Regions from separate parts of the Mus musculus genome. Here region 2 is linked to region 1. A link is a loop called in an ENCODE intact Hi-C map of the cell type or tissue named here. Cell type or tissue: gastrocnemius. All regions are shown on one strand. Links, peaks and the distances in the headings refer to the core of each region. The heading gives the core; the rest is flanking DNA. Region 1 overlaps Rgmb (repulsive guidance molecule family member B). Region 2 has its middle 51 kb from the start of BC002059.

Region 1 (5,384 bases), core at 173-5,172:
CACCAGTGGGGGGGACGGTGACGTGAAGAGTCTTCACATCGTGGAGAAGGAGAGTGGCCGCTACGTAGAGATGCATGCCCGCTACATAGGCACCACAGTGTTTGTGCGACAGCTGGGTCGCTACCTAACCCTCGCTATCCGGATGCCCGAAGACTTGGCCATGTCCTATGAGGAAAGCCAGGACTTGCAGCTGTGTGTGAATGGCTGCCCCATGAGTGAATGCATTGATGATGGACAAGGCCAGGTGTCTGCTATCCTGGGGCACAGCCTGCCTCACACCACCTCAGTGCAGGCCTGGCCTGGCTACACACTGGAGACTGCCAGCACCCAATGCCACGAGAAGATGCCGGTGAAGGACATCTATTTCCAATCGTGTGTCTTCGACCTGCTCACCACTGGTGATGCCAACTTTACTGCTGCAGCCCACAGTGCCTTGGAGGATGTGGAAGCGCTGCACCCAAGAAAGGAACGCTGGCACATCTTCCCCAGCAGCTGTGGGGGATGTAGGGATTTGCCTGTTGGTCTTGGACTCACATGCTTGATCCTTATTATGTTTTTGTAGGAGTTGTTTCTTGTCTTTGTTTTGTTTTTTTGTTTTTCTGAGTTTCTTTTTTTTTTGTCTATAACAAAATTTTAAATATATATTGTCATAATATATTGAGTGAAAAAGTATATATGTATATACCATGTATATGACAGATGTTTGTCCTGGAACACCAGATTGTACATTATGTGTTTGGCTGTTTTCACCTATGTTGGTTATAGTGTTGTTTTTTTGATTGTATCAATTTTGTTTTGCTGTTTTGTGAAATGTTTTATAACGTCCCTGCCTAGGGGCCTCTTAGAAAGCACTTTATTTTTTATATATTAAATATTTATGTGTGTACCTGGTTAGTATGTACAGTGCATATACACAGACACCAACCACAGCGATCCATTTGGAGGTGACTAGTTTGTACCGCCTCTGCTTGCTCCCCCTGCACTTCCCATGGCTACTGATTGCTACTGATTTACCAAGGCACTCAGTTCCTGATGGAGCTGTCTCCCTTCCTTTGAAGTGTCAATTTGAGAGGAAAGTTGTCCCCTCACTTGTAAGTACTTTTGATTCTTAAAATGTGGATCTCACTAACGAGCCCTGTTTCTAACAATTCGCTTTTTCAGTACATGGGCACATTAGTGCTACAACTTCAGCCTTCGCTTATGTGCATTTGAGCACATATGGCCTACTAGGGTGACCCTTCTGAAGCTGATGTTTGTTATGTACCAGTCTGGAGGTGGCCATTTCAAGTAAATACCAGGCATCTTGCTGTGCCCCAGCTGGTAACTCTATCTCATCCTCTATCCCGGTGTAAATTGTAGTTTCCCCTCCATTAACTCTTTAAGCAAAACAAAATCAACTCAGAAGAGATCATGCTTTGCCCTCCTTTGTAATTTGTAAAAGTCACATTCTTGACTTTCTCCTTGGCTGCTTGGAGTCCTGACAGTGCTCTCTGGCTCTGCTCCAGCATCTCCTTAACCTCCCCTCTGGATTCCAAGCACTGGCTGTTAGTGTTCCTCTGATACTGAGGTCCAGGAGTACGGCCTGAAGAAGAGAAAATCTGTCTTGGTGTGTATTAGTATGCACTTGCCTGTGGATGCCTATGCGTCCTGATGGTCATAACTAGGCATTTCACTCCCCAAGTCATCGCCGTCTTTTCAACTCTCTGCCAGCTTAGTGAGATCCTCACCAGGTAAAGTCTTCCCATGCCTCCTGCATTGTATTGCTGGTGTCAGCTATAAAGGGGACGTAACAGAAGACAGTGAGGCTAGCAAAGTTAACTCCTGAATAGGTAGCTTTGTATTATTATAACTAACTGTGTTTTGGTTCCAAGAAGTGATACGATTTGTGTTTTAATATTTAAAGTTTTCATTTTCACAAGCAAAAGATAACAAACCTTAAATAACGTTGTTGGGACAAGGCGATGCCTTTTGACATGTCCTGTTGGCCAGTGGGACTGACAGACAAAGGCTGGCAGGAAACGGGGAGTCTTTTGTGAAGATGTGTTTCTTAGAAGTGATATTGCCAATGGGTGGGATTGTGTGTTGATCTAGAGGCGGCAGAGTCTCACCTTGGGGGCAGCTATGAAGGCACCCTGCTTTGTATTCTTAAAGATTGAGCTCCAGAGAGTTAGGACCTAGATCTGTAAAAGACGATCCTTCTAGGAAAGCTGCTTTAGGACTGACCAACCCTGAGCTTTCAAGCATGGCCACTTTGGTTCACCTGTGTAGCCATGTGCCAAGTTCAGAAGTTGTCAATAGCTATTAACTTGTGATTGCGTTGAACAAGGAAGGGAAAATGTTGGATACTTTGAACCACTATTTCTGTGCAAATATAAAAGTAAAAACAATAGACGTTTCTACAAGGTCTGCCTTTAGAGTGTGTGATTGCTACACCTTTTATCCTTTTGAGGAGAACAAAGCCACCGTGTCCACCCAATAGTTTGGAAAAGAAAGTTTCCTTATTTAGCTGTATTGTTTAGCTGGAGAGGGTGCCCTGAGATGTCCTACAGCAGTGGCGTTAGTAATAATGTGTTAGTGTTCTCCTTCAGAATTGGTGTCCCTGTGTGTCCTTTACAGTTCCCACAGATAACTTTTAGAAATCAAGTACTTTTGTAGAGAAGGGCCAGGTTTTCTTTGGGGTTTCTAAGGAACATAAATTGCTTGAACTTGTCCTATGAAGTCCAAAGCCAGAAGAATTTCAGACCATACTGCCAAGCAAATAGGCTATAGCTTTTCACGGGTCTCCTGGGAGAGCTTAAAACTTGGGGCAAAACCCTGATTTTCACAGATCTTCCCATGTCTCTCTTTGGAAATACTCAAAACCACATTGCCCCCTCTGCTGTGCTTGACCCCCCCCCCCATTGTGTCGAATCTTTGCAGAGAAACCTGTAGATGTGGTTCATAGGTATATTGAGTAAGTTTCTGTGTAAAAACAGTGAGTGTGTAGTATGTAAATACGTTAAATTATTATGCTAGAAAAATAAAGGTTCCAGACCATGCTGCCCGATGTTTGTTCTCTGCTTATAGTGACACCTACTGGACGAGCCGAGGAACCTCTGCAGAAGAAAAAAAGGAAGGGAATTCACAAAACCCTAATCGTTTTTGATGGGATGTACTGCCTGCTCCCCTAGCTCACTCTTAAGCAATCTCAAATAAAGCAGTGTCCGACTGGTCCTAAGATCTGTCTTTAAACGAGTACCTTTGCCCCTTGAGGACACTGCACTCCAGGTCTTGTGAAGACCAACTGGAAATCGGCAACTTAACCATACCGAAAATATGTGGGAGGTAGGATTGGTTTTCTTGTCTTTGAAGACTTGCAAACCCTCATTTCTTGGGTGTTTTAAAAGGAGATGTCCTGTGACTATAAGTTATCTGTGTTGAAGAAATAGAGGGTAGAATAATTGGGAGAAGAAACAGGCTCAGGAAAGCGCCACCTGGTGCCAGGCGGGATGCTGAGTGGAGTAAGCCCGGGCAGAGGGACCCAGAGTTCTTGAGTAGAGAGCTTGCTGTGTGTTTTGCAGTTCAGAGCACATAAATGGGAAATTATATGTCAACTGGATCGTGTGAGCTACAGAAGCCAAAGATACAGTTACCGGTGCTGAGTAGCTGTGTGTATAACAGAAGTGTACACACCCAGGTTTTCTCCATAGCAGACATCCAGTTTTCCAGATACCCAGAGAAGATTTCTGTTGTCCTAAACAGCAAGCGAATTTGAGTTTTCTGGAATTCAAGAATCTAAGAATCCTGTATGTTGCCTGATTAATTTCATTTTTTAATGTGTGTGTATGTCGCTATTTTGTTGCCTAGAGTGGACCAAGGTAAGACAGTCTTAGATCATTATAGATTTACCCTGTATTCCTATAACCAAATGTCAATTTCTGTGTGAATCAAGGAGCCGCTCTCCGCCCCACCCCCGCCCCCATCCCCAAGAAGGCAGAAAGGAAGACGTTCAGAATTCTGTTTCTACTTCCCGTTTCTCTTTGTCCTTTAAAGGGAAATTAAATCAATGATGTGGGTTGTTTTTTTTAATTCACTCCCCTTCCTCCAGAGAACCCTTAGTATGCTCTTTCACATTGTCAACTACATAATACAATGCTCCCCCAATGTGCTGTCACCGTATTTGGGGTGGTGGTGTCTGTGTCTTCTCTCTTGTAGCTTGCTTGCAGACTGACAGAGACTGGCACCCAGGGCCAGCAGGACACACTGCAGACATCCAGTTCTCGCTCTGGTTTTATGAGAATGAGGTCAGATCAGCTGAGTAGACTGATTCTGTTATCCAGAACATATTAAGGGAGGCCTAGCAAACTACCATGAGAAGGAAACAAAAACGGGGCAGTGTTTCCTAATTGAAGGTTCTTTTTTCTATGGTCATGAATGAATTTAATGGCTAAGCATGTCTTCCCAACCTCTAATTAATTCTTTATAAGTGATCTAGCTATGATCCATTTATTAAAAAAAAAAATGAAAACAGTCCAAATTTAAAAAAAGAAAAGAAAGGAAAGGAAGGAAAGGAAAGGAAAGGAAAGGAAAGGAAAGGAAAGGAAAGGAAAGGAAAGGAAAGGAAAGGAAAGGAAAGGAAAGGAAAGGAAAGGATTCTGTAACCAAATCAAATAGGTAAGACTAAACCACAAATGTATTGGCAAAGTGCAAATGCACCCGCCATCAATAAGCAATCTATACAGCTGGGACTATTTCAGGATCTGGGAAGGGAGTCCGCTGTTGGCCACACAATCCTGAGGATCCAGGTTCAGATCTAGATGTACTGGCACAGATCAGTGATTTCATTTCCAGAGAAGGAAAGCCAGAAGGATCTCTGAGATCAACTGGAGACCTCCACGTTTAATGAAAGATACTGACTCAAGAATTACGATAGTAGTCCATAAAGGATGACACCCAGTGTTGGCCTCTGCCCGTTACATACGTGAACATCAACAGAATGCTGCATGTACGACACACCAGAAAGAAATTGATGATCGGAATACAAATGACCCCCATAGGCTTATATATTTGAATGTTTACTCCACAGTTGGTGGAACTGCTTAGGAAGGACGAGGAGGCGTGTCACTGGGGGTGGGCTTTGAGGTTTAAAAAGCCCAGGCCTTTCCCAGTCTCTTGCTCCCTCTGCCTCTTGCTTATGTGTCAGGATGTAAGCTCTCAGCTACTGCTCCAGCACCATGTCAGTCTGTCTGTTGCCACATTCTGTCATGATGGTCATGAACTCAACACTCTGGAATTCTAAGCAAGACCCCAGTAAAATCTTCTACATGTTATCTTCATCATGGTGTCTTTTTATAACAGTAGAAAACTAAGACAGACAAACGTCTAGGAACATTTCAGTCAACAAA
Region 2 (5,384 bases), core at 119-5,118, 1.1 Mb before region 1:
CCATAACTTACTTCTATCACACCTGGCCACTACTAACTTTTGTGTTGTATCTTCTATAATATATTTGTACGTAATACAGGGCCCAAACAATATTGCTGCAAGGGGTAATGTTTGAAATTATAGTTTTTGATATGAAAATAATGACACTTCTTAATTCAATTTTATGTTTATAGTGCATATAAACTGGAGCTTGCCTTTCCATTCTATAAAGATTTGTAGCTGAAATTTGTATGACATTTATGTGGCATCATTAAGCCATTGTACTAGGGGAAAAATAACTCTTAAATCGTAAATCATTTTGATGGGAAGTACATAGCTGTTGGGAATTGGTTCTAATGCTGTCTTGATTGGAACTCCAAATTGGGAATCTGCATGTCCAAACATTGAAGGTTACTGTCTCCAACTGGTTTTTTGATTGATCAACACAGAGCCAACAGCCAATGTTGGGCAGAGAGAGAGGCGGGATTTGTAGGTTCCCAGGAGAAGAAGCACAGAGCAGAGAAAAAGGATCTCCACCAGAAGAAGGGTGGACCATGCCTGGAAGGAACAGGAGGGAGTAATGGTCAAAATGTAGGTACAAGAAGGAAAGGGCTCCCCAGAAGGGCTGCCCAGAGCATTTTGGGCAGCAAAGATGGTGGGAACGGAGGCACCCAGAAGGAACCAGGGCAACAAGATAAAATTTAGATTTAAGAGCTGCGCGCGTGTGACTGACTCTCTCTCTCTCTCTCTCTCTCTCTCTCTCTCTCTCTCTGTGTGTGTGTGTGTGTATGTGTTTCATTTGTGAATCCAGAGAGCTCTTGGGCTGGTGCAGCACACAACCCACCAGGAGCCAAAGCGGATTAACTAATTCACAGCTACACAGCACAGGCAGATGTGAGGATTTTAATAATGAAAGACTGGGTCTTGAGGTCTTGTTCACTATTTCAATTCCAGTATTTGGCAGGCTAAGGCAGGAGAAGTGAGGACTGATAGGGGTATATAGTGAATTAGACTAGACTGCACTATGTGGAAAGATCATAACTGAAAACCAGGCCAACAAGCAAGTGAGAGAGCAAGCAAGCACACAGGAGAATTGCGGAGAAACAGAATTCAGTTGCGGGGAAGTCTAGTCTCCCTCAGTAATCTGGGTCACTTGCCCAAGCCAACATCCTAACTTCCTTGATGGCCATAAGGGAAGGAATTCAGATTGGCTGAGTTATAGATAACTTTCAGAAGCAGGAAATATTGAAGCAAAGAATAAACTGTCTAGCCCTTCTCTTGATTTTGCCATTTTAATAATCCTGGTTAAATACATGAGCCATTGAAGGTGGCAGAAACTATAAATGTTTTAGAACAAACACGTTTTTTTCTCTCATACAAATACATCATTAATTTGGAGAAAGTATTGCACTGTGAAGCAAATTAGGTTTTATAACAATTAAATTTTATTAAAGAAACTAATGAAAAATTTTATTCAGAATCAAAGGATAGATCTGGCTATTGTGTAAACATAAAACAATGAGTTATTGGCAATTCAAAGGAATACTTTATAAACTGACAAGATTATTTCATTCTTCCAGTACTGATCAGAACTCCACTTTTCAAAACAAAATAAGTTAGAGCACGTCTGGAAACAAGGCACAGCCTCTGCCTCTTCTTTCTATCACCTTCCAGTCTGTGTCTTTTATTCTGTGTGTATCTAATCTCCTCCTGCCCCTCTCCTGTAGAGACTTTTTTGGTTACGTGTAAACCCATCTGGGATAACTTCACCATCTCAGGGGCTTTAGTCACATCTGCAAAGACTATCTTCATAAAGTAACATTTACAAGGTCTAGAAATTAGGACTTGCTATCACTTGTGAGACATTATTCAATCCACCACGGTTGTTTATTACTATGAGGACTAATAAATTAGTCTACGTGAAATTCTTAGAAACACTATTAGACATTGGATATTGTTGTTGGTTGTGTGACTATTCTTTTGGCCATGGGGATCTACTTCTTGAGGTAAACAGGACTTTCTCCCTTGAAGAACAGGATTCTAAAGAGGCCCATCTGGATGGATATAGTCATCACGTCATTTTGTGTGCTATTACCATGTTTAATGCTCTGCAAAGGCAGCACAGATATTCTCTTTAATGTGGATTATTTCAGTGATTATAGAATTTGTGACCTTGTGCTTTATTGTTTATTTTAAATAATGTAATAATTATGAATATTGGAAGTTATTATAGGATTAAGGATTGGACATTTACCTGTGTTTGTCTCTAAATTGACTTTATATTTATTCAGTTGATTTCAAAGAGTGGTCCTCAACCTTCCGAATGCTGTGACCCTCATGTCGCTCCTCATGCTGTGGTGAACTCTAACCATAACATTAGTTTTGTTGTTACTTCATAGCTGTAATTTTGTTACTGCTATGAATCATGATACAAATAATTTTGGAGAGGTTTGCCAAGGGGGTTGCGAACCACAGTTCAAGAACTAATGATTTAAAGTGTATTTATTTTAAAATGCTATTTATTTCATTCATGTAGGTCTTGAACTTTGATGGGTTCCAAACTGATAGTTATTAGCAGTGACAGTATATTTGTTAATTACGTAAGATGTATTATTTAATTATTAAGCTCTCTTTTCATGACACCCACAGCAAGCCTGCTCTGGTGTAGAAATTGGTTGTAATACCAGAGCTGTCCACTTGGTGGCCACTGCTACTAAATTTCTGATCAATTTTATTGAAAGGTAACATTTCATTATTAGAACCATGTTAAAATTTCTTTTATTTTACAACAATATTGAGTATATTATGTTTGAGTATGTTATGAGTAGTGGCATTATGTATCTTAGTTTATATTCTAGGGAGATAGTTTAGTGACTTTTCATAAATTTTGACTTTTAAAATATTCTAACAAGATTTTTTTTTGTGTGTGTAGCTGGATAATTGGAATGATTTAAATTTCTGAAAAATAGAAAAAATAAAAAATTTGTGTTAATTATTTTTAAATTTTAAACCAAGGAACTTGAGCAAAAAACAAAAATACTTCATCTACTGGTTTGACTTTGGAAATATATAGACACTGAGGAACCTAGAACTTGTATTATTTCTTTTGATTGATCACATTTAATAAGTATGTATCTACAGGGAACTCAAAAATATTTTTTTATGAAAATATACTTTGAAGAGAAAGCATTGTGTTAATCAAATATAAACTCTACAGTTTTCTCAGTCTAGCCCGTATTAAATTAATGAGGGCATTAGACTAAGGGGTTGTAATACCCTGAGATTTTCCTAAGCAAGATGAAACCAGCTCAGAGCAGGAATTGAACTTGTATTCTAGGAATGCGAAGCTGAAGCTGTTATAGCCAGAAACCACAAACTAGCAGCAAACCAGGACAGAAAGTTACATTTCCATTTTAAATACTAATAAATGTTCTTTGTCTCAAGTCTAGGCACCCTGTATGGAAGCTGCCCACCTAGCTCCTTCCATGGCTGCGGCAGCTTGTCTCACTCTCTGCTCCAATTTGTCCATTACAGTTTTAACATGACTAAATTTACCCTCGGACACACTACAAAGGCAAAGATGGTGTCACAGTTCTGCAAGTCATCATGAGCATATGACACATTTTCCCTTGTGTGGTATATATATATATATATATATATATACACACACACATATATATATATCCACACACACATATATATCTTTTGCTCTTGCTTTTTCTCCTTCTCCCTTTTTCCTTTCTTTATTTTTGTTTTTATGTTCTCAAGCCAAGATCTTGTAATGTAGTCCAGGCTGACCTCAAATTTGTGATTTGTGCTTTAGCTTCCCCAGTGTTGGGATAATAGGCATGAGTCACCAAGCCCAGATTTCTGGTATATTTTCCATAATCATACATTATATTTTTAAAGGCTATTTTATATTGCTGTCTTTCCTTTTTCAAAAACAAACGGAAGAATATAAAGATGCGATTTAAACTTAATAACTATGTCTACTTTATACCAAAGTATAAGCTATTGAGAATAAGAATAATTAAGATAATAAAAACAGAGACATTGCCTTCTAGAAAACCCAGAATAAAAGATGTAAGTAAAGTTTGATGCAGTTGAATTTTATTTCTAGAAATGAGCTGAAAAAAAAAATCAGTGATTTTACTGAAGTTTTGCACTGATTTAAATAGTGTAAGAATGTATTAGCCATGAAGGACTCAAACACAGATAGAAGTGAGAGCTGTCGTTTGAAATTTTACTAATTCATATGTGAATTAGTAAATGTAGAATTCAGTTATTTTATATGCTTTAGGATAAAGGTTGGTATATCTATTTTCGAAATGAGAATATTTTGTCTTTGTGAATTTTCTAGGCAGCTAGACTTAAACTTATTCAGTGAGCCATTTCAATGAACAATGCCAACGGCATATCTATCACTCACTCTTCCTCAGGAATTAGGGTAACAATTTTCTTAGCTTTTATAACACACAACTAGAATTCATGACTTGTGTGTGCTCCTGTGTTCCTCCAGAACCAGACTACAGTCTCCATGAAAGTGAATGTCTTTGTGCTTTCCACCATCCAGCATAAAATTTGACACAAAGCCTGTGCCCAGTGAGGACCTAATGAGTCATCAACTGGGATAAGGCACAGGTGTGGCTTTTCCACTTGGGCTTCTGTTTTCTCATTGGTGAATGTAGTTGTTACGTTGGACGATGTCTAGAAGTTATTTCAGGTGCCTCAGCTGCCATTAATGCTTCAAATGGGCACTGTAGCTATTTGCCATATAAGTTAATGTTAGTGTTACAGGTACTAGGGGACTGAAGGCCACTGTGAGTCTCAGTGCAGCCTGTGAAAAGATACTGAATTCCAAGACAGTGTAGGGTACAGAGTAATACCCCACCTCAAAAACCAGAATACGAATGAACTAAAAACTTAGCAAGGTTTGGGTTTTTAGCTCAGCACTTGCCTAGCATGGATAAGCACTACATTTGATTTCCAGCACTGAAAAAAAATTGATAGATACCATCAGTAAGTCTTTGGTGTTTAAACACTAAATTAAAATGCTAGAGAGATGGCTTAGTGGATGAGTGTTTGCTTTTCTCAAAAAGGATTGGGGTTTGGTTACTAGCACTCATTGTACCAGACATCTCACAACCACTGGTAACTGCAGCTTTAAGAGATCCAGTGCCTCTTTCTGGCACTTCACCCATATTCACACACACACACACACACACACACACACACACACACACATTTTGGGAACGAGGAGAGGTAGTTCACATTTCTTGGTTGGAATATTATGGGCAAACACACCCTTGGCTGCTTTTTGAATATGATTATTGTTGTTATCATTTTACAGAGGCAGCAACTGAGGCTCTGAGAAGTTCAGTAACTTGTTTGAGGTGAACAAGAGC

What was found. Peaks named below come from ENCODE experiments on the same cell type or tissue, not always from the same donor. Only the 100,000 strongest peaks of a DNase experiment are listed, where the experiment ranks them.
Region 2: a loop joins it to region 1, with 6 times the contacts of the local background. A loop is called at or near these places in 15 of 42 quality-filtered maps.

Annotation. Positions count from the first base shown.
Region 1 is chr17:15,802,323-15,807,706 of GRCm38, reverse strand. Rgmb (repulsive guidance molecule family member B) reads left to right here. Exons shown (of 5, transcript NM_001372257.1): 5 at 1-3,046. The coding sequence ends at 562. Among named protein-coding and RNA genes, the nearest start is that of Rgmb, 26 kb to the left of the region's middle. In gastrocnemius, for the core only: a CTCF peak has its summit at 3,074 (motif pointing left); a DNase peak (open chromatin) is centred at 3,482; H3K4me3 peaks cover 391 bases; H3K27ac peaks cover 2,259 bases.
Region 2 is chr17:16,898,241-16,903,624 of GRCm38, reverse strand. No RefSeq gene overlaps it. Among named protein-coding and RNA genes, the nearest start is that of BC002059, 51 kb to the left of the region's middle. In gastrocnemius, for the core only: a CTCF peak has its summit at 2,680; a DNase peak (open chromatin) is centred at 2,673.